Linked DNA regions of Homo sapiens: region 2 is linked to region 1. Evidence: read pairs that join two places in POLR2A ChIA-PET (ENCODE). Cell type or tissue: HCT116. All regions are shown on one strand.

What was found. Peaks named below come from ENCODE experiments on the same cell type or tissue, not always from the same donor. Only the 100,000 strongest peaks of a DNase experiment are listed, where the experiment ranks them.
Region 2: POLR2A ChIA-PET joins it to region 1 with 5 read pairs; 5 of 35 experiments call an interaction of 5 or more read pairs at or near these places.

Annotation. Positions count from the first base shown.
Region 1 is chr19:42,033,413-42,035,912 of GRCh38, forward strand. All of the region lies in intron 12 of GRIK5 (glutamate ionotropic receptor kainate type subunit 5), which reads right to left. Among named protein-coding and RNA genes, the nearest start is that of GRIK5, 36 kb to the right of the region's middle. RefSeq lists enhancers at 1,345-1,639, 1,385-1,679, 1,610-1,659, 1,877-2,376. In HCT116, a CTCF peak has its summit at 1,499 (motif pointing left); a DNase peak (open chromatin) is centred at 1,499; H3K4me3 peaks cover 970 bases; H3K27ac peaks cover 698 bases.
Region 2 is chr19:41,950,765-41,953,264 of GRCh38, forward strand. No RefSeq gene overlaps it. Among named protein-coding and RNA genes, the nearest start is that of RABAC1, 7.3 kb to the right of the region's middle. In HCT116, a CTCF peak has its summit at 1,060 (motif pointing left); a DNase peak (open chromatin) is centred at 1,057.

The DNA.
Region 1 (2,500 bases):
AAGCCATACACAAAGACCGCATATTGGATGATTCCATTTATGTGAAATATTTGCAATAGGTAAACCCATGGAGACAGAAAGATGGGTGGTTGCCAGGGGTTGGGGTAGCGGGGAGGGAGTGGGGAGCGACTGCTTAATGGGTATGAGTTTTATGGGAGGTTATGAAAACGTTTTGGAGCTAGATAGCAATAGTGATTACACAACACTGTGAATGTACTAAATGCCACTGAATTGCACTCCTTAAAGTGGTTATTTTTATGTGACATAAATTTCACCTCAGTAAAAAAGAGAAAAAAAATTGATCAGGCTGGGCACGGTGGCTAATGCTTGTAATCCCAGCACTTTTGGGGGGCCAAGGGAGATGGATCATTTGAGGCAAGGAGTTCAAGACCAGCATGGAAACAAGGCAAAACGCCGTCTCTATTAAAAATATAAAAATTAGCCAGGCATGGTGGTGTGCGCCTGTAATTCCAGCTATTTGGGTGGCTGAGGCACAGGAATTGTTTGAACCCAGGAGGTGGAGGTCGCAGTGAGCCGTGGTCGTGCCACTGCACTCCAGCCTGGGCTACACAGTGAGACTCTGTCTCAAAATAAAATAAAATATCATGGCACATTCCTTGCTTAAAACCTTCCAGTGGCTCTGCAGCACGATAAAAATAACAGCCAAGGCCAGGCATGGTGGCTTACACCTGTAATCTCAGCACTTCAGGAGGTCGAGGCAGGTAGATTGCTTGAGCCGAGGAGTTCAAGACCAGCCTGGCCAACATGGCAAAACTCTGCCTCTACAAAAATACAAAAACCAGCCAGGCGTGATGGAGCGTGCCTGTAATCCCAGCTACTGGGAAAGCTGAGGTGGGAGGATTGCTTGAGCCTGGGAGGTTGAGGTTGCAGTGAGCCAAGATGGCACCACTGCATTGCACCACTGCACTCCAGCCTCGGTGACAGAGCAAGACCCTGTTTCAAAAACTAAAAAATAATAATAAAAAATAACAGCCACACTCCTTAGCAGTGACTGTGAGGCCCTGGGATGTGGGCCCTGCTCTCGGATCTCTCTGCCCCTCACTTTTTCCCCTCAACCACACTTTTCCCCTCAAGTCTTTATACATATGGGCTCTCTACTTGGAAAACACTCTTCCCCAGATCCATCCTTTCACTTGGCAATTATTTGCTGCGCACCAGCTGGGTGTCAGATGGTTCTAGGCGCTGGGGATGCAGAAGTAAGGAAAATAGTCAAACTTCTGCCCTCATAAAACCCTCCCTGGTGGCTCTTCTCAGGACTGTATTCCCCACCCCTTTTAGGTCTCTTCTCAAACGTTATCCAACCACCTTGTCTAAAACAGCATCCACGCACCAGACACTTTTATCTCCTTACCTTGCTTCACCTAACACGATATTAATATATCATACGCTGTCAGTTTCCCCCACTAGAACATCAGCAGTTGGGGCGGGGGGCGGGAAGGAGGGGACAAGGAGCACCTCTGCTCATTACATTGCTGCCCCCTAGTGGCCAGGATGCAGTGGGTGCAGAATAGTTGCTCAGTAGTTATTCAGTAAGTGAATGACTAAATGTAGCTGGTTTGTTTTTGTTTTCGTTTCGCTCTTGTTGCCCAGGCTGGAGTGCAATGGCACCATCTCGGCTCACCACAACCTCTGCCTCCCAGGTTCAAGCAATTCTCCTGCCTCAGCCCCCTGAGTAGCTGGGATTACAGGCATGCGCCACCACATCCAGCTAATTTTTTTGTATTTTCAGTAGAGATGGGGTTTCTCCATGTTGGTCAGGCTGGTCTCGAATTCCCAACCTCAGGTGATCCGCCCACCTCGGCCTCCCAAAGTGCTGGGATTATAGGCGTGAGTCACTGCGCCTGGCCTAAACGTAGCTGTTTTTAAAGATGAGGCAGATCTATGTGTACTAACGTGGGAAGATGGCCAAGTTACAAGTAAAAAAAGCAAACTACACAGCAGTAAGTATAGTAAGATATCATTTTTGCAAAAATAAAAATTTAAGAAATTTAGGCTGGGCATGGTGGCTTACGCCTTTAATCCCAGCACCTTGGGAGGCCGAGGTGAGCAGATCACCTGAGGTCAGGAGTCGAGACCAGCCTGGCCTACATGGTGAAATCCCCATCTCTACTAAACAATACAAAAAAATTAGCCTGGCATGGTGGTGGGCGCCTGTAATCCCAGCTACTTGGGAGGCTGAGGCAGAAGAATTGCTTGAACCTGGGAGGTGGAGGTTGCAGTGAGCCAAGATCGTGCCACTGCACGCCAGCCTGGGGAACAGAGCCAGACTCTGTCTCAAAAAAATTAAGAAATTTAAAGATGTACCTGTATTAATGAATTTGTAGAAAATGAGTTGGAGGAATATGGTCTCTGAGGTGTAAGAACATCATGTATATCCAGTGTTTCTGCTATTTGTACCATTTGGTATTTTATCATTTAGTATTACATATATAAACAGAAAATAAAGGAGTTCCTTCTCAAATAATTGCTTATGAAAATT
Region 2 (2,500 bases), 83 kb before region 1:
AAAATAGACAAGACCTTTGGTCTCTGTCCCCTTGATGAGACAGCAAGCCCTCCAATTTCTCCTACCCCAAACCAAACCTCGAATCTCAAGGTTGTTCAGGAGAGACAGAGAAATGGTACTGTAGTTTTGTTTTTATTTTTATTTATTTATTTATTTTTTCTCGAGACAGAGTCTTGCTCTTTCGCCCAGGCTGGAGTGCAATGGCGCGAACTCGGATCACTGCAACCTCCACCTCCTGGGTTCAAGCCATTCTCCTGCCTCAGCCTCCCAAGTAGCTGGGATTACAAGCGTGCACCACCACACCTGGATAATATTTTTTTTTTTTTTTTTTAAGTAGAGATGGGTTTCACCATGTTGGCCAGGCTGGTCTCAAACTCCTAACCTCGTGATCCGCCTGCCTCAACCTCCCAACTTGCTGGGATTACAGGCATGAGCCACCGCATCTGGCAGGTTTTCATATTTTTGATGGAGTCTTACTATGTTGCCCAGGCTGATCTTGAACTCCTGGGCTCAAGCGTCTTGGCCTTCCAAAGTGCTGGAATTACAGGCATGAACCACCACCTCCGGCCCTGGGACCCTAGTCTTGATCACCCCAGATGGAAGCTTCTGGTCTCAGCATCTCAATAACTCAACACCAGAATTTGAGACCTGTAGCCAGTTGCCTTCAGAATAGGCCTTTGGCCTGAGTACCAACCTCCCCCTGACCCGCAGCTCTAGCCTGCTGCCTCAGTGATCTCAGAACTGAGTGCTTGGGTCTTTGGCATCAGTAGCCTCCAAGCAAAGCACCTCGATCATATTCACTGCAAACCCAGCGATGTAGACTGGACCTAGCGTCCACTCACCAACATGGGCACGGACACTCAGTCTCCCCTGGGGAATACTGGCATTGAGGTCAACAAACACCCTCTGCTACTCCAAAATTGGGATTGGAACCCTGGCCTCTGAGTAGGCCCAGGTGACCTGACTTGGCCGGGGGCACCCCGGGTCCCCACCCTGCCTGGTGCCCCAGGATGAGTCCATCTCTAACTGCCTCCCTGGCGGAAGCACTTGTCTGCCCTCTGGTGGCAGATTCTGGAAGTGCACTCCTGTGTGGCGTCAAGACACCCAGGCTCCCCCTGGTCTTCCCATCTTTTGGGAAGCCTGAAGCCTGGGGGTCTTCCTGCTTCCTTCCACTCACCTCCCACGCAAGTCAGCCACCAAGACCTGTCCTTCAACCTCCTGAATCTCTCTTCCCTGTCTCGCCTCTCCACCCCACTTCCCTGCCCCATCTTCCCCAGCTAGGATCATCGTCCCTCGTCTCACTCCCTCCAGCCCATCCGCCACACAACCTCAGAGGGATAACCCTCTCTGCCCCGCCCCGCCCCTCCCCTGTCCCCGTTCCCCTCCCCTCCCCTTCCCCTCCCCTCCCCTTCCCCTCTCCTCCCCTCTTTTCCTTTTATTTTTCCCTTCCCTTTTCCCCTTCCTCTCCTTTCCTTTCCTCTTTCTTTTTTTTTTTTTTAGAGGGAGCCTCCCTCTGTTGCCCAGATTGCAGTGCAGTGGCGCGACCTTGGATCACTGCAACCTCCGCCCCCCAGGTTCAAGCGATTCTCCTGCCTCAGCCTCCCGAGTAGCTGGGATTACAGGTATGCACCACCATGCTGGGCTAATTTTTGTATTTTTAGTAGAGACAGGGTTTCGCCATGTTGACTAGGCTGATCTCGAACTCCTGACCTCAGGTGATCCACTCACCTCAGCCTCCCAAAGTGCTAGGATTACAGGCATGAGCCATCATGCCCGGGCTAACTTGCAATTTTCTATTTAATCCGCACACCCCCCGCCCCCGCCTTCTTTTTGAGACAGGGTCTCACTCTGTCACCCAGGCTGGAGTGCAGCGGTGATGCAATCTCGGCCCACTGCAGCCTTGACCTACTGGGCTCAAGCAATCCTCCCACCTCTGCCTCCCAAGTAGCTGGGACCACAGGCATGCGCCACCACACCTGGCTAATTTTTGTATTTTTTGTAGAGACAGGGTGTTGCCATGTTGCCCAGGCTGGTCTCGAAGTTCTGAGCTCATGCAGTCCACCCACCTTGGCTTCCCAAAGTGCTGGGATTATAGGCATGAGCCACCACACCCAGCAACTCTTGTTTGTTTGTTTTTAAAGAGATGGGGTATCTCTGTGTTGCCCAGGCTGAGTGCAGTGGCAGTCATGGCTCACTGTAGCATTGAACTCCTGGACTCAAGTTATCCTCCCACCTCAGCCTCCCAAGTAGCTGGGACTACAGGCCCACACTACCATGCCCAAATAACTGTTTAACTTTTTTGCAGAGATGGGGGTCTTGTTGTGTTATCCAGGCTGGTCTCAAACTCTTGGGCTCATGCAATCCTCCCACCTTGGTTTCCCAAGGTGTTAGGATTATACAGGCATGAGCCATGGTGCCCAGCCTTAATCATGTTTTTTTTCTTTTTTTTTTTTTTTGAGATCGAGTCTCGCTCTGTCACCCAGGCTGGAGTGCAGTGGCG